Regions from separate parts of the Homo sapiens genome. Here region 2 is linked to region 1. A link is an interaction called in ENCODE POLR2A ChIA-PET data of the cell type or tissue named here. Cell type or tissue: A673. All regions are shown on one strand. Links, peaks and the distances in the headings refer to the core of each region. The heading gives the core; the rest is flanking DNA. Region 1 overlaps TRIM50 (tripartite motif containing 50). Region 2 overlaps MLXIPL (MLX interacting protein like).

Evidence for each region. Peaks named below come from ENCODE experiments on the same cell type or tissue, not always from the same donor. Only the 100,000 strongest peaks of a DNase experiment are listed, where the experiment ranks them.
Region 2: POLR2A ChIA-PET joins it to region 1 with 6 read pairs; 2 of 35 experiments call an interaction of 5 or more read pairs at or near these places.

What each region holds. Positions count from the first base shown.
Region 1 is chr7:73,322,627-73,328,032 of GRCh38, forward strand. It overlaps TRIM50 (tripartite motif containing 50), which reads right to left. Exons shown (of 7, transcript NM_178125.3): 1 at 5,274-5,406; 2 at 1,763-2,179. The coding sequence starts at 2,161. Among named protein-coding and RNA genes, the nearest start is that of TRIM50, 2.8 kb to the right of the region's middle. In A673, for the core only: a CTCF peak has its summit at 1,678 (motif pointing right); a DNase peak (open chromatin) is centred at 1,655.
Region 2 is chr7:73,593,720-73,609,359 of GRCh38, forward strand. MLXIPL (MLX interacting protein like) reads right to left here. Exons shown (of 17, transcript NM_032951.3): 3 at 13,871-13,953; 4 at 13,612-13,701; 5 at 13,255-13,299; 6 at 12,191-12,392; 7 at 11,969-12,049; 8 at 5,807-5,976; 9 at 3,463-3,994; 10 at 3,146-3,213; 11 at 2,920-3,070; 12 at 2,645-2,760; 13 at 2,434-2,553; 14 at 2,123-2,250; 15 at 1,918-2,041; 16 at 555-684; 1 more. The coding sequence ends at 146. Among named protein-coding and RNA genes, the nearest start is that of TBL2, 23 kb to the left of the region's middle. RefSeq lists silencers at 8,120-8,414, 9,140-9,434 and enhancers at 9,111-9,647, 9,140-9,434, 13,820-14,403. In A673, for the core only: no CTCF peak of the experiment used is centred there; DNase peaks (open chromatin) are centred at 7,702, 8,212 and 8,592.

The DNA of each region.
Region 1 (5,406 bases), core at 1-4,000:
TCTCTCTGATTTCCGGGAGGCCACACTCAGCTGGTGTTCCCGCTCTGAGGATTCTTTCTATCCCTTTTTTCAGGGCTCTCTCTCAATCCAGATTTTAAGCCTGGTACCCCTTGGGGTCATCATCAGTGTCTTCCCTTATCACTATGTAGACTCTCCTGGGTTGGTCTTCTCCACCAAAGGGGACTTCAGTGACCACCAGGAGGAAGGACCCTCCACACCTCTCGCCCTGAGCCCCACCGCTGTCCTGGTCTGCACACCCCTCGACCCGACTGCACATATCCAGGCACCTCCGGCTCCACCTGCCCACGCCGGATCCTCCCCTGCGATCATTTCCTCTGTGCAAGGGGGAATCACAGAGCTGGAGTCAACCTTCCCGTCCCTCACCCTCCTTGCCACACACAGTTGTCAGGGTTTTTTTCTGTTTGAAATTTGTCTTTGGTCTGCCCCAGGCCTTTGTCCCAGTTCCCATCGACTTAGGTCCTGGCACCTTCATCTCTCACTGTCCTTTTGCCTCACCCTCAAAGCTCCCCTCTGCCAGAGAGATCTGAGCATTTCATCACTGGCTTAAAACCCTCCAGCCTCCGCCTTGCTCCCTCATCCTGTGAATAAACTCCAAATCCCTTCCCGGGTCACACTGGCCTCTCCATGCCCCAGCCGCAGCTTACCTCGCTGGCCCTATCTCACCCCCACCGATGTTCCCTCCAGCCTTATGCTGGGATTACAGGAGTGGCCACTGTGCCTGGCCAACAAGGCTAATTTTGAAACTTTTGTAGAGGCAGGGTCTCACTATGTTGCCCAGGCTGGTCTCAAACTCCTGGACTCAAGTGATCCACCCACCTCGGCCTCCCAAAGTGCTGTTATTATAGGCATAAGCCACCCAGTCACGTGTTTTATAACAGGTGTTTTATATATATAACAGCCAGCCAGGTATTATTATTACTCGTCTTAAAGAATGATCTGCTAGGTTTGGTGATGGCCTATAAAGGCAGGAATTCACTGATTCAGCATTTTGGACATTTACAATGTGCCAGGCATGGCTCCAGGCACTGAAATACACCAGGGGACAAAATGAAGTCCCCACCCTCATGCACCATAGAGTGCAAACAGGGGAGTGTCCAGACACAAACAAGGGGCCTAGGGCAGTGGTGCATGCCTATAATTCCAGCACTTTGGGAGGCCCAGGCAGGAGGATCATTGGAGGCCAAGGAGTTCAACACCAGCCTGGGCAACATAACAAGACCCCATTTCTACAAAATATGAAAAATGAGCTGGGCATGGTGGTGTGCACCTGTAGCCCCAGCTGCTCGGGAGGCTGAGGTGGGAGGATTGCTTCAGCCTAGGAGTTGGAGGCTGCAGTGAGCCATGATCACACCACTGCACTCCAGCCTGGGCAACAGAGTGAGACGCTGTCTCCAAAAAGAAAGAAAAAAAAGAAAGGAGAGAGGGAGAGGGAGAGGAAGAGGGAAGAGGGAAGAGGGAAGGAGAAGGAAGAAAAGAAAAAGGAACAAACCAGAACTGCAAATAAAAAAACAGGAAGGGGTGAGCACGTGACACCAGGGAGCTCCCATCCTGTTCGTGTGGCTTCAATCCCCGGCACCTGGGTTGAGCTGCAGCTCAAACGCTAAGGAATGAATGCGCCAGGGCACAGCTGCAGGGAAATCGAGGATAGCTGGATCCTTTTGGTGCCAGGTGATGGCACCAGAGAGCACAGGATCTGGTCCCCGCGGGCCTCTCCAGCCGCCCCTGCACCCTCACTCCCCACCTTCATGCGGCTGTAGACGGTGGAGACGGGCGTGACCGGGTGGTGTTGGTGGGAGCCCAGCAGACCGCAGAGGCCACAGATGAGCTCCTGGTCCTTCTCGCAGAAAAGGCTGAGCGGGTTCCGGTGGTGCACGCAGACCTTGGGCTCCGGGTCCCCAGGGAGCCTCAGGGCTTCGATCACCCTGGCCAGGGAGACGTTGGGCAGGGAGCTGCTGCCGTCCACCGCCTGCCGGCACACGGGGCAGCGCAGCTCGGCATCCAGGTGGCAGGACAGGGAAACCAGGCAGCCCTTGCAGTAAGAGTGGCCACACTGCAGCATCAGGGGCTCCTTGAAGACCTCCAGGCAGATGGGACACTGAAGCCGGTCCTCCAGCTCTGGCAGGCTCACCTGCCAAGCCATCCACACTCACTGCCCGGGCTGAAACACAGGCATCCGACCTCAGTCCTGTCCCCTCCCCTCCCCCTGTCCAGCACTCATCCACCACCCTCAACCCTAAGGAGCACCAGAATTTTAGAGGAAACACTTTGAGTCCTGGATCCCAGTCCTAACCCACATGACCTTGGGCCCCAGTTTCCGCAGCTGTAAAACAAAAGACTGCAGTGAAAAAAACTGGTCCCTTGAAGATATGTGTGTGTGTGTGTGTGTGTGTGTGTGTGTGTGTGTGTCTACATTTTTTACTCAAATTTGGAGACAAGCATGAAAGGGGCCATCTGCAGGGTCATTTGCAGTGACACTAATAATGCAAGGTCCAGCCCCAGCATGCATCCGGACCTAGAACTGAACAGCAAAACCTAGGCAAGCTCCCCACCTTCTAGATCAGTTCCCAAACTTTCGGGAAACTGTTGAAAGCATAGGTGTAATAGAGATTCTAGAGGCCCACCTTCAAAGGATCTTCTTCAGGGGGTCTCCAGTGAGACCCAGAACTCTACACTTATAGGTGACACTCCCAGGTAATTCTAGAGAGCCTGGAACCTACAAGGCCTCTACCCTGATCTCCCACCTGCTCCCCTATGAAAGCTTGTCAATGAGACAGAAGCAGCACCAGCAGCCCCCGGGGGAGCCCGACATTGGAATACCTGGCTTCTCACAATCCGCTGGGCCTCCCACTACAGCCTCAAGCCAGCATCACTGGCTTTCCTTCTTCCCAGCAGGGAACAGCAGGCACAGAGTCAGAAGTGGGAAATGCAGCTGGACGCCTGCACCACTGCCTGGTCTCTGCCCCTTCTCTCCTCCCCTTTCCCAGCAACACCCCTGTGTCCCCAAGGTCACCAGAATCAGGTGGAAACTGGGTTACATCACGGGACTGGGGAGGCAGCCTTTGTTGGGCCTGCTCTGATAACATTCAGGTGCTGGCCTTGGCCACTGTGGAGGAGGGGCAGAAACAGAGGGACTGGGTACACCGTCCACACCTCATGACCCCAACAGGAGCAGATAGGTGCTGGGAAACAGTTCTTTCTGAATCTCAAACTCTTGCTCTTACTCTCCTTTTTTTGGGCGGGGGGGCTGGGGGGTGGGGAAAGACAGCTTGTTGCTCTGTTGCCCAGGCTGGAGTGCAGTGGCGTGGTCATAGCTCACTGTAGCCTCCAACTCCTAGGCTCAAGCCATCCTCCTACCTCAGCTGCCTGAGTAGCTGGGACTACAGGTGCATGCCACCATGCCAAGCTAATATTTAAAAAATTTTTTTAGATACCGGGTCTTGCTTTGTTGCCCAGGCTGGTCTTCAACTTCTGGGCTCAAGCAATCCTCCCACCTTGGCCTCCCAAAGTGCTGGGATTACAGGCGTGAGCCTTACTGCACCCAGCCTTCCCTCTCTCTCTCTTTTTTTCTAATACAAACTGGCAGATGATGATTCAATCTCTCTATTTTTTTTCATTTTATTGTTTTATTTATTTTAGTAGAGACAGGGGTCTCGCTTTGTTGCCTGGGCTGGTTTTGAACTCCCGGCCTCAAGCAATCCTCCTACCTCAGCCTCCCAAAGTGCTGGGATTATAGGTGTGAGCCACCAAGCCTGGCCTCTTTTTTTTTTTTTTTTAAGATATTCAAAGGTATCCTTATTTACTTAGATTTTTTAAATCAAGGTATAACATATACAAGTGTGCAAATCTTAACCACACAGCTTGATAAACACTTGATGTATATACACCCACTCTCAAGAACAAGATGTAGAGTGATTCCAGAAAGCTCCCTCCTGCCTCCTCCCAGTCATAACTCCTAACAAGGACAGCCACTGTCCTTATTACCATGTTGTCATGTGGACTGTTTTTGAATTTCACATAAACAGCATCATATAGAATGTACTCTTTTGTGTCTGGTTACTTTCACTCAATAATATTGAATTGTGAGTTTTTTTTTTAATGTGAAGTCTTTCAACGTTTAGAAATTCAATGACACTCTGTTATACAGGTTTTGTTTGTTTTCTGAGACAGAGTTTTGCTCTTGTTACCCAGGCTGGAGTGCAGTGGCGCAATCTGGCTCATTGCAACCTCCGCCTCCCGGGTTCAAGTGATTCTCCTGCCTCAGCCTCCCAAGTAGCTGGGGTTACAGGCGCCTGCCACCATGCCCGGCTAATTCTTTGTAATTTTAGTAGAGATGGGGTTTCATCATGTGGGGCAGGCTGGTCTCAAACTCCTGACCTGGAGCGATCCACCGGCTTTGGCCTCCCAAAGTGCTGGGATTACAGGTGTGAGCCACCGCGCCTGTCCTGTTATACAGTTAATGAATATTATGGTCATAATATACTGCTGTGGTTTGAATGTATCCTCCTAATTTCATGTGTTGGAAACTTAACCCCCAATGGGGCAGTATTGAAAGTTGGCTGTAGCTTACGCCTATAATCCCAGCACTTTGGGAGGCCAAGACTGGAGGATCACTTGAAGCCAGGAGTTCAAGACCAGCCTAGCAACAAAGCTACAAACCATCTTTCCAGCAAATTAAAAACTAAAAAATAAATTAGCTGGGCCTGGTGGTGCAGTTCTGTAATCCCAGCTACTCGGGAGGCTGAGGCAAGAGGATCTCTTGAGCCCAGGGAGTGGCGGCTGCAGTGAGCTGAGATCCATCACTGAACTCCAGCCTGGGCTCAGAACGAGCCTCTGTCAATCAATCAATCAATCAATCAATCAGTGTCTTGTCTGGGCCTAAATTCTCTAGAACACAATGGAAGAGAGAAAGTGAAAGAAGGTGGAAGTAACCCACAGCTGGGAGCCCTGAACCCTGCTGGTGGCAGGTGGCTCTCGTGTCCTCACCAGGTTGCCCTGCAATCACATGCTGCATCCTTTTTCCTGAACCTGCCCCACGTGCCCCACCACGCAGCCACTCCGAGGGCTCCTTCAAGGGCGGCAGCCCTGTCACTCACGTGTTCCAAAAGTGCTTCCCCTGTGCCCTGATGGCCTCGCCATGTGTCTCATCATGCCCCACGCGCTCCCACTGTGCGCCCCACCTCGCACCCGTGCCCCATCATGCTCTGCGTGCTCGTTAGGTGCCCCATCATTTCCCGCTCGCTCTCGTTACGTACCCAGCCTCCGGCCCCTGTAAGTGCCCCATCGTGCTCTCTGTCGCTCCAGTTAGATGCCCCATCCTGCCCCGCGAGCTCCAATTACGTGCCCCACCTAACCCCCCACGTCCGTGCCTCATCATGACCCGCACGC
Region 2 (15,640 bases), core at 6,125-10,124, 280 kb after region 1:
AAACCTGGACCCTGCTCCACCCCCCAGGGAAGGGCAGAGCCAGGGCCTGGGGCAGGAAGGGAGTGCCCAGAGATGATCCCTGGAGCCCGTGCCCAGGGAAAGCAGCCCCCAGGGCAGCTGAGTGAGCAGCAGGGTCTGGCCAGGACTATAAAGGTTTGCCAAGGGTGCCCTCTGTGACTGCCCGTGTGGCTTGCTCAGGGATGCGGCCCGGGTCGGTCAGGATACTGGTAGATGTGCCCAGCTGGCGTAGGGAGTTCAGGACAGCTGGGTGGGAGACAGAGAGAGAGAGACAGACACTTCCTGGGGTCAGGGCCCTACCCTTGGATGTGGAACCAAAGGGATAGGGGGAGGTATTAGTTGGCAAGACTGTCACCCCCTCCTAGAACCTCTGTCTACAGGCGTCTGGTGGCCAGAGGACCATCTGGGGGATGCGGGGTGGCCACAACCCTAGGCTGTGTTGATGGCAAGCTGGATGTGGGATCTAAGCAGGGTGGAATGCTCCCTCCACCCCCGAGGCTGGGTCCCTCTAGCAGGCAGGGAGATGGCTCACGTACTTGGCCGGAGAGCGGGCAGAGAGCAGTACTGGTCCAGCCAGGCCAGTGAGGTCTGGCGGAGGGTGTGCACACTTGCCGTGGACACCATCCCGTTGAAGGACTCAAACAGAGGCCGGATGAGGATGCTGAACTGGGCCCAGGTCAAGGAGCTGCCTGTGGTCCAGCTGGTCCCCCCACACCACGTGGAGCCCTGATGCCCAGTTCAAACCAGGGGAAGAAAGGGCCTGGACACTGTCTAACGTTGAACCCCAATGACTCATGTTGCAGCCCCTACTTCTTCTTTTTTTTTTTTTGAGACGGAGTCTCGCTCTGTCACCCAGGCTGAAGTGCAGTGGCACGATCTCAGCTCACTGCAACTTCTGCCTCCCAGGTTCAAGCAATTCTCCTGCCTCAGCCTCCTGAGTAGCTGGGATTACAGGTGTGCGCCACCACACCTGGCTAATTTTTGTATTTTTAGTAGAGACGGGGTTTCGCTATGTTGGTCAGGCTGGTCTCGAACTCCTGACCTCGTGATCCACCCACCTCAGCCTCCTAAAGTGCTGGAATTACAGGCGTGAGCCACTGTGCTCGGACTTTTTTTTTTTTTTTTTTTGACAGAGTCTCACTCTGCTGCCCAGGCTGGAATGCAGTGGCACAATCTTGGCTCACTGCAACCTCCACCTCCCAGGTTCAAGCTGTTCTCCTGCCTCAGCCTCCCGAGTAGTTGGGATTACAGGCACATGCCACCACGCTTGGCTAATTTTTGTATTTTTAGTAGAGATGGGGTTTTGCCATGTTGGCCAGTCTGGTCTTGAACTCCTGGCCTCAAGTGATCCACCTGCCTCGGCCTCCCAAAGTGCTGGGATGACAGGCGTGAGCCACCGCACCTGGCTTGCAGTCCCTACTTCTGTCCTGCCAAGACCTTCCCAGCTCTCTGCCTCTCAGTCCCCTCCTCCTTGCCCCTCCACGGCCCTTACTGTGTGCTGAACCATCCCCCATCCCTGAGCTCCCTGCCTGGGCTCAGTCAAGAACTTGACCCCTGAGCCAGATCAGGGAGTGGATTCCAAGTCTTCTGTAGTCCTCACTCCAGAGTTCAGATTCTCCCAAACTGCCCTCGGGGCTTCCTGAGGTCAGGGCCAAGGCTCCCCTTACCCAAGGACTCCTCCCTCAGTTTCCCTCTCTGCTCCCAGCCCCCCATCCCTGGGCAATTTTGCTGGCCAAGATGGCCAGGGCATGGAAGCAGGGGGCAGAGCCAGAGCCTGTCACCTGGGAGCAGCTCTGAGCCTGCCCGGCCTGGAGAGCTAGGCCTCCATCCCAGGCCCAGCCTGGTCTCACCCTGCCACAGCCCCTGCAGCCCCCCAGCCATGGGCTTGAGGGAGGATACCACCCAGAACTTCCAGTTGTGCAGCGTACGGGTTCGGACGTAGTCATCAAACATGTCTCGCATCTGGTCAAAACGCTGGTGTGTGATGGGTACCCCTGTGGCGGGCAGCTGCTGCTGGCACAGGCTGGGGGCAGGGCAGGGGTCAGGGGCTGGGGGTAAGGCGGCATGGCCCCCTGGTCCCAGCACCCGCCTGGACCCTGCCTACTTAATGGCGGCATTGAGCTCCTCAATCTCATCCCGCAGCTGCTGGGCCTCCTCCTGCAAGCCCGCACGCTCCTGCTGTAGCATAAGGATGTACTCAGCTGTCTTCTGCAGCGTGGTAGCTTTGCTCACCTGCAGACGCCACCAGGGGGGCTCAGGCAGGTGCTAGAGGCTGTACCCTGGGACCCACTGAGGCACTGGGATGGGAGGAGGCAAGAGTGTCTGGAGCACTCCCCTGCAATTGAGTTTTGGGTGGGGGGGGTCCAGAAAGGGGCCCTGTGGTTTTGGGGGTGCCAGCCTGGGCCCGGGGCTCACCTTGAGGCTGGGCTGGGCACTGAGTGTGCTCACGAGCCCATGAAGGGTGTCAAACCCCAGCTTGATGTTGAAGCGCCGCTTCTGCTCCGCGGAGATGTGTGTGATACGCCGGTTCTCGGTCTCGGGGAGCAGAGAGTTGGGTGAGCCTAGGAAGGAGCCCAGGAGGGCCTGGGGGTAGCAAACCGATCTTGGGGTGGGGGATGGTGCCCACCTTGTTGCTGTCTGGACGGCCCCGGCTGAGGATGGGTTGCGGGGGAGAGACACGGACGCTCAGAGTCCCAGGGCCTGGCATGGAGCTGAGGTCCCCTGACAGCCGCCGTTCACTGCCTGTGGTAGGGACAGACAGACCCACAGAAAGACCGACCCAGGGGAAAGGGTCCCCATTGCCCCCTTCCTCTCATCTGGCCCCAGACCCAGTCCCCTTCTTCTTCCTCCTCTTCCCCTCATCCCCTAGATTCCCCCAATCCCTGCAACCCCTCTCTTTACCGCTGGGCGCTGGGGGTGAGAGCCGCTCCGCTTTGGGGACAAGCAGGGGCCTGGAAGGGGCCAATGTGGCCGGGCCTGGAGGTGGCCGGGGCGGTGTAGGGGCCGGGGTCGGGGGAAGGAATGTGCAGGGGAATTCAGGGACTGTCTCCTGCTGGGGTGGAGAAGGGCGGAGAGTCGGGTTGAAGGCCGTGGGCACAGCCCCACCGCCCAGTGCCCGAGATCTTACCGGGGACCCTGGGGACCGGAGGAGGGTGCTGGATACAAGTGGTGGCTCCAGGGCTTGCTCCGGCTTAGCTGTGCACGGGCAGAACCGTGAGGCTACTGGGGCTGGCCCACCCCCGGCATCTATCAAGACCCCATCCTGCCCCTCCCAAGAGTCCACACCCCTTTTAGGTACAGGCCCCACATCCCTCATTCCTTGCCACTCTGTCCCTTGAACTGGACCTGCCCCTTCACCTTCATCTTCTGCTCCCAAAACCCCCTGTCCTCCCCACCCCCTGGCCTCCCTCCCCAGGCTTTCCTCTCCCCGTTGCTGGCCCTCACCTGCTGTGAGCAGCTGTGTGAGGCAGGGGTTGTTGCTCCCCGCAGTGGTGGGGGGACTGGCAGTGGCAGGGGCTAAGGTAGGGGGGCTGGCTTTCTGTCCCCTAGGGGATGGGGCGGGGGGCTTGCCTCTGGGCATGGAGAAGCAAGGCCCAAAGGCAGGCTCCGAATACCCCAAGGGTAGAAGCTCTATGGGGAAGGGGGTGGGGGCTGGGCTGGGGACAGACTGTGGGGTGGGTGGGAAGGCTGCAGGAGCAGGCAGCGGAGACACTCCTGGGGCAGGAGGGACGGTGGGGAAGGGAAACCTGGGAGAGAAGAGAGGCTCTTCCTGCAGCAAAGCAGTGGGTGGTGCCATGGGAGGGAAGGGAGGTGGGGGGCAGGGCTCCAGGCCTGGCACCTTGGCAGGGGGAGGGTAATGCAGCAGAGGTGGGGGTACAGGAGGGGGTGGGAGCCGGGGCTTGGGGTCTTCAGGAAGGAGGAAATCAGAACTCAGGAAGGCGCTGGAGTCCAAGGGGCCAGGGCAGCTGTTCCGAGCCTGGTTGGGGGGACAGACAGACACTCAGAGAGCAGGGGAGAGAGCTGCCCCTGGCAGCCATCTGGGCCTCCCCTGCCCTGCCTTGCCCTGGCCAAACTCTAGACTGGGGCCCTGGGGAGAGATAGGAGAAATGAGCCCTGCCTTCCAACACACACAGGTGTGCGAACATATACATGCAGCAGGGAAATTACAATGAGAGGAGGGAGTCGAGTACATTTATGCAAAAAGCAGGAACAGCGGAGCATCAATCTTCCTGCCCGTCCATTTGTCTCCCAAATAACTTATTCATCCATCCATCCACTAACTTGTCCACCAATCCATCCACCAACCAACTCACCCATCCATTCATCATCCATCCATCCACTAACTTGTCCACTGATCCATCCACCAACCAACCTACCATTCCTTCATCATCCATCCACTAACTTCACCAATCCATCCACTAACCAACCCACCCATCCATTCATCAATTGTCCATCTACTACTTCATCCACCAATCTCTCCATCCATCCGTCTTCCATCCATTCACCTACCTATTTATCAATCTATGAACCAGCTCATCTACCACTCTCTCCACCAGCCTACCAGATATTAACATATTAACTAATCCATCCAACCATCTATACTTCCATCATTCATCCACCAACCCATCCATAATCCTTCCATCCATCCACCATCTATACATTTCCAGCCACTTAACCACCAATGAACCCATTCACTAATCCATTAAACTATTCATCTATGTATCCATCCACCAGCCCACCCATCCACCCAACCACTCACCTACCCATATATCCACCAACCCACGTGTGCCTCCACCGCAGTCTAAGATGCATCTATCCATTCACCAGCACGCCCATTCATCTGCACACTTGCTCATTCATTCAGTCACTGACTCACTCATTGGACAACCATTCACTGAGTGCTGTTATGTGCCTGAGCTGTATTAGGTATAGAGAATGCAGTGGTGAGCAAAACATAACCCTTTCAGTAAGGAGCTCACTGTCTGATGGAGGAGAGACACCCCTCAGCAACCGATTAGAATTAGCACCTGAAAAGTCTGATGATGGAGGGAAAAGGCCTATAACCAAGCAGCAGGAAGCAACTTCTGAACTGCACCTGGGGGCCAGGTGTGGTGGCTCACACCTGTAATCCCACCACCTTGGGAGGCCGAGGCGGGCGGACTACTGAGGTCAGGAGTTTGAGACCAGCCTGGGCAACATGGTGAAACCCTGTCTCTACTAAAAATACAAAAATAAGCCGGAAATCGCTTGAACACGGGAGGCGGAGGTTACAGTGAGCCGAGATCATGCCACTGCACTCGAGCCTAGGCGACAGAGTGAGACTCTGTCTCAAAGAAAAAAAAAAAAAAGAATTGCATATGGGGAATTGATGAACCAAAATGGTAGATTCACTGTTTCCTAAACATCCACGCTCAGCTTTCTGCCTCGAAGCTTTTGTTCCTGCTGTTCTCCCATCTGGCTTGAGGTCAGCCAGTCCCTTCTGTCCAAAGCTGACCTATTCTCTAAGGCCCAGAAACTCCCCTTCTCCAGGAAGCCTTCCACAAGCAACTGGCCCTTGGTGGAGCCCATTCCATGGTCTCCATGCCCTTAGCTTTCTCCCACAACCGTTTTGTCCAGTTCTGCTTCACGGGGTCCCTCCCAGAGGGCAGAGATGGGGTCTTTCTTTCCCTCCAATCTCCAAGCAGAAGACTGGGCACTCAGGGAGTGTCTGATACCTCCTGGACATGAACAGGGCAGGAACAGCTCTCAAGTGAGCTACACAGGGCTGGACGGGGTGGGGTGAGCTCACCTGCAGACGGCTGTGTCCAGAGAGGTGGGTCATGGCCGAGGAAGCCGGGGGCACCTCTGGGCCCAGGGTCCCACTGCTGAAGAGGGAGTCAACCACGGGGCTGAAGCTGGGGGGCTCTGGGAAGTTTGAAGGCATGGGCGGCTGTGGGAGGCGGGAGTTGGTAAAGAAATCTGTAATTCAGACACACAGGGCAACAGCAGTTAGGGCCAGGGCTATGGCTGGGAAACAGCTGAGAGGAGAGTGGCCTGTCCCCAGCCTTGGCGGGTGGGGACATGGGGACTGGCGGGCAGAGGGTGGGGGTCCCTTCCACAGAAGATTGTGAAACTGGGAGGGTTTCTGTCTCGATTAGGGGAAGCAGCAACCGTCTTGGGTGGAATGAGCTTGCGTGGGAGAGAGCAGGGGACTGTGGATGTGAACAGGGACCCCAGGAAGGAGCCCCCTCCCCTCCCCAGCCCCAGGCTTAGCTCAGGAAGTCCCCCTCCCCACCCCCTGGTGGCTCCCCTTCCCTGATCTGCTGGAGGTGCAGAAAGGGGGTGCCCAGAGCGAGTGCCAGGGTGGAAAAGGGGTACGGTGCTAGGGGAGGAGGCCTGGCATGGGAGGGGCCCCAGGGTGGCAGAAGTTCAAGAGGGTGAGTTGGAGATGAGGGGGAACGTGAGGTCACTGGGTCCGGGACAAGCTTGGTTTGTTGGAAGGTCAACAGGTGGAGCCTAGGAGTGGGGTGAAGAGTGTAATGGGGCGAGAGGGGCCTAAGGCTGGGCTCCGAGTGGGGTGGGGGCGAGAGGGGCCTAAGGGTGGGCTCTGAGTGGTGTGTGGGCAAGAGGGAGATATGGGTGGGCTCTGAGTGGGATGGGGGTGAGGGGGGTGCCTAAGGCTGGGCTCCAAGTGGGGTGTGGGCAAGAGGGGCTAAGGGTGGGCTCTGAGTGGGGTGGGGGCGAGAGGGGCCTAAGGGTGGGTTCTGAGTGGGGTGTGGGCAAGAGGGGGATACGGGTGGGCTCCAAGTGGGGGGGGGGTGAAGGGGGACCTAAGACTGGGCTCCAAGTGGGGTGGGGGCAAGAGGGGCTAAGGGTGGGCTCCAAGTAGGGTGGGGATGAGAGGGGGCCTAAGGGTGGGCTCCGAGTGGGGTGGGGGCGAGAGGGGCCTAAGGCTGGGCTCCGAAAGGGGTGGGGGCGAGAGGGGCCCTAAGGGTGGGCTCTGAGTGGGGTGGGGGCGAGAGGGGCCTAAGGGTGGGCTCTGAGTGGGGTGGGGCAAGGGGTCTGGGAAGCCTGCGAGAGCTGGGGGAGGCAGTAGCGGATTGTTTGGGGTGCGGGTTGTGTAAGTCCTGGGCTATTCTGGTTTTGGGAAGCAGCTGGCCACGGCCTGACCACATCCCGGGCCTGGGCGCCGCCCGCCCACCCGCTCCCTTCCGGGCACCTTTCTCTGACCCTGACCAGCCTGTGATCCGTGCCAGCTCCTGAGGCCTCTTAGTCTGGGCAGTTCCGACCCCACCGTGACAACTCCCCACAGACCTGGGTGGGCCCCAGCTCCCAGTTTTTTCCCTCCCACCCCCCTGCCAGGAGAGCTGCTCAAGTCTGCCTCCCAGGAGCCACCTCCAAGGAGACCAGGAGTCAGTTAGATAAGGTCACCCCAAACCCAGAACCCACTGCAGGGTCAAGTGTGTGTGTGTGTGTGTGTGTGTGTGTGTGTGTGTGTGTTTGTGTCTTCACCCCCAACCCCATCCCCCAGAGATAGAATCGTGCTATGTTGCCCAGGCTGGTCTCAAACTTCTGGCCTCAAGCCATCCTCCTGCCTCAGCCTCCTAAAGTGCTGGGATTATAATGAGCTTGCGTGGGAGACAGCAGGGGACTGTGGGTGTGAACAGGAACCCCAGGAAGCAGTCCCCTCCCCTGCACAGCACCAGGCTTAGCTCAGGAAGTCCCCCTTCCCATCCCCTGGTGGCTCCCTTTCCCTGATCTGCTGGTACAGAAAGGAGGTGCCCAGAGAGAATGCCAGGGTGGGAAAGGGGTGCAGGGCGAGGGGAGGAAGTTAGCCACCGTGCCTTGCTGTCACCCAGGTTGGAATGCGGTGGCACCATCTCGGCTCACTGCAACCTCCACCTCCTGGGTTCAAACGATTCTCATGCCTCGGCTTCCCGAGTAGCTGGGATTACAGGCATGCACCACCACACTCAGCTAATTTTTGTATTTTTTAGCAAAAATGGGGTTTTGCCATGTTGCCCGGGCTGGTCTCAAACTCCTGAGCTCAAGCGATCCTCCTGCTTTGGCCTCCTAAAGTGCTGGGATGACAGGAGTGAGTCACCGCGCCCGGCCCTGTGTGTCGTCAGTGGCTTTGCTTTGCAGGAGGGTGCAGAGCCTGTGTGTTGCAGTCGCTGAACCCTGGAGTCTCAGCATGGGGTCTGCACGCAGCCTCTGCCTACCCTCTGGGTGTCTGTCGCTCCGTCTGAGGCCATGTGAACCTGTCCTGCCATGATAGCATGGTGCACGTGCGTCTGCTCTGTGCCTGTCCGCGTGTCTAACCTCATGGCAAAACGGTGTCTTCTTGCTGTCCACCTGCCTGCCTGCCTGCCTGCCTGCCTTCCTGCCTGCCTGCCTGCCTGCCTGCCTGCCTGCCTTCCTTCCTTCCTTCCTTCCTTCCTTCCTTCCTTTCTTTCCCTCTCTCTCTTTCTTTCATCTCTCTCTCTCTCTTTCTCTCTTTCTTTCTTTTTTTTTTTTTGAGATGGAGTCTCGCTCTGTAGCCCAGGCTGGGGTACAGTGGCACGATCTCGGCTCACTGCAGCCTCCCAGGTTCAAACAATTCTCCTTGCCTCAGCCTCCTGAGTAGCTGGGATTACAGGCCCCCCTGCTGCCTTTCTTTAAAAGGGGGACCAGGCCAGGCGCGGTGGCTCACGCCTGTAATCCCAGCACTTTGAGAGGCTGAGGTGGACGGATCACCTGAGGTCAGGAGTTCGAGACCAGCCTGGCCAATGAGGGGAAACCCCGTTTCTACTAAAAAAAAAAAAAATACAAAAATTAGTCAGGCGTGGTGGCGGGCGCCTGTAGTCCCAGCTATTCTGGAGGCTGAGACAGGAGAATTGCTTGAACCCGGGAGGTGGGGGTTGCAGTGAGCCAAGATGATGCCACTGCACTCCAGCCTGGGCAACAGAGCAAGATTCCATCTCAAAAAAAGGGGGACCAGGTGGGAGATGGCGAGTGGTCACTGCTGCTCCCCCATCTCCCAGGGTCCACAGTTCCTGTCACTAGGTCCCCGAGGCCCTGGCTCTAGAATCAGCCTCATGCTGTGCCTGGCCCCAGGCCGCTGAGGGCCTAGGGCTCCTCCCTGCTCACAGCTGCTGCCCACTCCCTGGGTCCCGGGCAGGGGTCATGGGGCCGCAAGGCCCTCTCATCCCTGAGTCACCAGCCACCCGCTTACCATCGTTGCCCAGGCCTGTCCCCACCCTGCCTTGAGAGAAGTTGCTTCCCAGCCCGAGCTGCTCACCAGGGCCCAAGTCCCTCCCTAGCCTCTGTCCCCTCCACGGACCTGACCTGTCATCCCCTCCCTGAGCTCCTCTGCCTCTGGCTGCCTCCCTGAGCACCCCTCACTAAGCCTCCTGCCTCCATAGAGTTCTGGTCCCCTCCCTGGGTTTCCAGCCAGACCTCCCCAGTGGGAGGCTCTTGGGGGCAACGAGAGCTGCCGTCTTGGTGGTACCAGTGCGCTCTGCCCTCTGGGTACACGGAATGTTTGATAAGAGAGGGCCACACGAGCCACCTCCTCTGTGTGGCCCACACTTTTTCCCCCATGCGCCAGCAGCCACCCGGGCTTGCCAGACATCGCCTCCTAGCCCCAGTCCCTGCTGGTCTTGCCCAGACCCCAGGTGGGGGTGGCTGGGCTCCTACCTGTGGCCGGGCGCTGTGTGCCCAGACAGGGCCGCTGCCCTCCCAGGCTGGCCTGCTCCCAGGGCACTGCCATGCACACTTCTGCCCCTGGGCAGCCCCCACCCCCTCCCGGGACTGGAACAGGGGTGGGGGTGGTTCCTCATTCCCTAGTTCCCGCCCCATAGGCCTCCACCTCTTGATTGACAGGCCCAGGACCCCGTGGGGAAGGAATTAGGAGGTCACTAAGACTAAGCTTTATCCCAGGGACCCTCTTTCTGTCCCCAGGGGCTTCGATGAGACGGGCTGAGCCTGGATATCTACCTGGCCCGCACATAGCTCCGGGGGTCCCTAAATGTGTGGCTATCGGGAATAACCTGCAAGACCTACAGCGAAGTGAGGAAGGCCACTTGGAAAGTCAATTGTGAAAACAGAGACATTTGTCCACATGTGCTTCTACTGACAGGAGCATCTCTGGGAGGACACTGAGGAATCAGTAACTTGGTGGCCCTGTGGTCAGGAGAGGGAGGCAGGGACACTCATGACTTACAAAAATTGCTTTAGGCCAGACGCGGTAGCTCACACCCGTAATCCCAGCACTTTGGGAGTCCGAGGTGGGAGGATCGCTTGAGGTCAGGAGTTCAAAACCAGCCTGGCCAACATGGCAAAACCCCGTCTCTACTAAAAATACAAAAAGTAGCTGGGTGTGGTGGCACATGCCTGTAATCCCAGCTACTCAGGAGGCTGAGGCACAAGAATCGCTTGAACCTGGGAGGCGGAAGCTGCAGTGAGCTGAGATGGACTCACTGCATTCCAACCTGGGTGACAGAGTGAGACTCCGTCTCAAAAAAAAAAAAAAAAAAAAAAAAAAAAGCTTTACAAGATATGATGCATGCCTGGGATTTTCTTTAAAATAACGCACTGGGCACGGTGGCACACACCTGTAATCCCAGCACTTTGGGAGGCTGAGGTGGGAGGATCTCTTGAGCCCAGGAGTTCTAGACCAGCCTGGGCAATACAGGGAGGCCCTGTCTCTTCAAAACATAAAAAAAATTAGCCAGGCATAATGGTGCGTGCCTGTGGTCCCAGCTACTCGGGAGGCTGAGGTGGGAGGATCACTTGAGCCTGGGAGGTTGAGGCTGCAGTGAGCTGTGATTGTGCCACTGTACTCCAGCCTGGGCAACAGAATGAGACCCTGTCTCAAAAATAAATTAAATTAAAATAAAATAAAATAGAAACATAACAGAAGAGAAGGAATGTTCTCGGATAAAAGACTGGCCAAGAGTTGATAAGTCGGTGACATCAGTGATGGTGACTTGGGAGGTTTTTGCTGAGCTACTCTTTCTCTACTAGTGTGTGCATGTTTGAAATGTTCTCTAGTAAATAGTTTTATTTTTTATTTTAATTTTTTTGAGACAGAGTCTTGCTCTGTCACCCAGGCTGGAGTGCAGTGGCGCGATCTCGGCTCACTGCAACCTCTGCCTCTCAGGTTCAAGCAATTCTCCCACCTCAGCCTCCTGAGTAGCTGGGATCACAGGTGCCTGCCACCACGCCCAGCTAATTTTGGTACTTCTAGTAGAGATGGGGTTTCACCATATTGGTCAGGTTGGTCTCGAACTCCTGACGTCAGGTGATCTGCCTGACTCGGCCTCCCAAAAGTGCTGGGATTACAGGTGTGAGCCACCATGCCCAGCCTAGCAAATAGTTTTAAAATGCATTGTGTGAAAAATAAATAGACCCAAATAATTCAAAGTTCTTCTCTCCCCTGAGAGAGTCCCAGCCTTCACTGCTTTCTTGGGAGCCCCTGGTTCCCTGGCCAGGTACTCTCTTGGGCCCTGCCCCCATTGGAGGCCACACCAGCTGGACAAAAGGAGACCAGGAAGAACCCTCAGAAACCACCCAGACCTGCCAGGCATGGTGGCTCATGCCTGTAATCCCAGCACTTTGGGAGGCCAAGGCAAGAGGATGGCTTGAGCTCAGGAGTTTGGGACCAGTCTGGGCAACATGGTGAAACCCATCTCTACCAAAAATACAAAAAAAATTAGCCGGGTTTGGTGGTGCACACCTGTAGTCCCAGCTACTCAGGAGGCTGAGGCGGGAGGATCACTTGAGTCTGGAGGGCAGAGGTTGGCACCACTGCACTGCAACCTTGGTGACAGAGTGAGATGCCATCTCAAAATAAATAAATAAATAAAAAGACAGAAAAAAAGAAACGACCCAGACTATCAGCCCTCCCAGAGGGGCCTGGGATGGGCTCATCGGCCTTCCTCACACAGACCCTGCCCGTCCACCCGACCTGGGGAGGGGCTCGCCCCACCTGAGATGTCCATGAAGTCATCCAGGCTTGGCTGCAGTGGCGTCAGGTCCGGCTGGATCATGTCAGCATTGCCGACGTAGGCTGGAGGCAGCAGTGGCGACATCAGCAGCAGCAGGCAGGGAGGAGCAGGGTCCCCACCCCCATCCCCAGCCATCCCTCCCTTGGCCTCCTGGAATCTCACAGGCCTTCACCCCTCTCCCCTGCCCTTTCTCAGACCCTCACCATCCTCAGGCGGCAGCTGCAGGGGCGAAGGGCCGGACTGAGTCATGGTGAAGAGAGTGTCTGAGATGTCGGACAAAAAGCAATTGAGGTCCAGGAGCTGCCGCCCACCCGGCTCCTCCTCTGGGTCCCCCAGCAGCACGGGGACCACACTGGAGAAGAGCTGTTTGCACCATTGCTCCGGCGGCGGCCACCTGCCTTCCGCCTAGGGAGACAGAGCCGTCAGCAGCCGCTAGAGAGCTCCCACTGCCCCGATCTTCCATATCACCCCTCTCCAGGGTCAAGTGGTCAGCAGGACAGAGGGTCTGTCTGTTCACACCTCTGTCACCTTTCCCTAGTGGACCTAGCTTGCTGCTTGAAAGGCCAAGATCACTCCATTGGCCTCTAAGAACTTCCCCCAGGAGATAGACCAGGATGCAGATACAGGGGTCCCCTTCCTGCTCTTTAGATTTTTTCCTGTCTGGGACCCCAGTTCTTTGGTCCCTCTGGTTTTTTTTTTTGTTTGTTTTCTTTTTCTTTTTCTTTTTTTTTTTTTTGGAGACGGAGTCTCACTCTGTTGCCCAGGCTGGAGTGCAGTGGCGCAATCTCAGCTCACTGCAACCTCCACCTCCCAGGTTCAAGCGATTCTCCTGTCTCAGCCTCCTGAGTAGCTGGGATTGCAGGCATGCGCCACTATGCCCGGCTAATTTTTGTATTTTTAGTAGAGACGGGGTTTCACCATGTTGGCCAGGCTGGTCTCGAACTCCTGACCTCAGATGACCCACCCGCCTCGGCCTCCCAAAGTGCTGGGATGACAGGCGTGAGCCACCACGCCCGGCCTGGTCCCTCTGTTCTCCCATGCCTCCCACCACTTGCTCAATGACCTGGGGTCTTCTCACCACCTCACCCTCACCCCCCAAGAAGAGAAGAGCTCAACAAATGAACCACAGGATGGCAGTAACATCCCACATTCCACCCTCATGCCCAGCCACTGTCTTGCCCACTGAGGCGGAAACTGTCAACTCTGCCTCCCATCTACTTGGGGGGCAAAGGGATGCCCTTGCCTGCTGGACTTACAGAGCACCCACCTGCTTAGGGGCCAGGAGGTCATCTTCCCTGCTGGGCTTACGGAGCTGCAGGGACACACAGAGTTGGACACCGGATCCCTTGCCCCATCCTCCATCACTTTCCCCCCAAAGTCTCCTCTACTCACAAGCGATGAGATCCCCCATTTCCCATCAGGAGCTCACCCGACCCCTAGGTAAGGAGGCCGCTAGGAGACGCTGTGGCCACACGGTGGCGCTGTCGGCCCGGGACTGAATGGAGGGCCCGAGGGGCGCAAGCTCGGGGGTCAGGATCCCCTTTCCAGGGATCTTCCGAGGCGGGCGGTAGCCGGCAGCCGCAGGAGGAAAGCTCTGGGGCCTCCCTGGCCCTCCCCCACTGACCCGCTTCTTGTAGTAGATGCGCCACTTGTGGTATTCCCGCATCACCACCTCGATGCGCCGCTTCCAGTAGTTCCCCTCCAGGACCACGGCCTGGGGTAGGGGCCGGGGGAGGGGGATCAGTAGAGAGGGGAGCACCGCACACCCATCTCCCACCCTTCACCCCATCCCTGTCTGCTCAGCGCAAGGCTACAGGAGGCAGGGGCTGGTCTTGGTGGGTGGGCAGGTGGGCAGGTGGGCAGGCGGTCCAGAACCCAGCTACCTCCGGCTTCCGGTGCGCATCAGCCTCAGGCCCCTGCAGGGGGGTCACGAAGCCACACACGGGGCTCTTCCTCCGCTTCACATCTGAGAGAAGGGGGCCAGGTCAGGGGCACCCAGCTTCCTCATCCCCCACCTCACCCCAGGGGACTGGGACTCAAGTGACACCCTGCGAAATCCTGCTTGGCCTTTGACGTTCAGATTAAGTGCCCATGCTGCCTCCTCCAGGAAGTCTTCTCGGATGATGCTCTAGCCTCCTAGATCTTCCTTTTTTTTTTTTTTTTTTTGGAGATAGGGTTTCACTCTTGTTGCCCAGGCTGGAGTGCAATGGCGTGATCTTGGCTCACTGCAACCTCCACCTCCTGGGTTCAAGCGATTCTCCTGCCTCAGCCTCCTGAGTAGCTGGGATTACAGGCGCCCACGACCAGGCCCAGCTAATTTTTGTGTTTTTAGTAGAGACGGGGTTTCACCATGTTGGCCAGGCTGGTCTCGAACTGCTGACCTCAGGTGATCCACCTGCCTCGGGCTTCCAAAGTGCTGGGATTACAGGCTTGAGCCACCTCACCCAGCCTGATCTTCCTCTACAGGGCACTGTGAATCCAACCTCCCACACCTTCTCTGGGTTCCTCTGGAGCCCCATAGGTACACTTGCAAAGACTGCTGAATGGATTGTGGGGCCATAGGCCACAGAGAGTGAGCTGCCTCCAGAAAGTCCTGGTTAGGGCTGGGTGCGGTGGCTCACACCTGTAATCCCAGCACTTTGGGAGGCCTAGGTGGGTGAATAACGAGGCCAGGAGATCAAGACCAGCCTGCCAACATGGTGAAACCCCGTCTCCACTAAAAATACAAAAATTAGCCGAGCATGGCGGCACATGCCTATAGTCCCAGCTCCTTGGGAGGCTGAGGCAGGAGAATCGCTTGAACCTGGGAGGTGGAGGTTGCAGTGAGATCACGCCACTGCATTCCAGCCTGGTGACAGAGCAAGAATCCATCTCAAAGAAAAAAAAAAAAGAAAAAAAGAAAGTCCTGGTTAGACTGGCAGGCCAGGGGCCTAGAGCCTTGGGTCCTCTGCCTCAGAAGGCTAGGCACTACCCACTTTCATTGCAGAGAACCACCCTTGGTTCACTTCTGACCACCAACATGTGTCCTCTTCCAGGCCTCCACCTCCCCTCCCAGTCTCTAATTCTGACCTCTCCCCAGGCTCTTGCCCTTGGCCCCAACACACACTCCAGGCTCTTTTTTGTTTTTGTTGTTGTTTTGAAACAGGTTCTTGCTCTGTTGCCCAGGCCAGAGTGCAGTGGCGCAATCATAGCTCACTGAAGCCTTGACCTCCTGGGCTCAAGCGATCCTCCCGCCTCAGCCTCTGGTGTACGCCACCATGTCTGGCTAATTTTTAAATTTTTTGTAGAGACAGGGTCTCCCTGTGTTGCCCAGGCTGGTCTCGAACTCCTGAGGTCAAGGAATCCTCTTGTCTTGGCCTCCCAAGGTGTTGGGATTACAGGCGTGAGCCACTGTGCCTGGCCTCTTCCTTTTTATTACTGTTATTTTTAATTTTTTGGTAGAGACAGGGCCCCACTATGTTGCTTTGAGGACTGGCCTCAAATTCCTGGGCTCACGAGGCTTTTCTTTATCTCCTAGCTTCCCTGGCCACTTTTTTTTTTTTTTTTTTTTTTTTTGAGATGGCGTTTCACTCTTGTTGCCCAGCCTAGAGTGCAGTGCCACGATCCCAGCTCACTGCAACCTCCACCTCCCGGGTTCAAGCGATTCTCCTGCC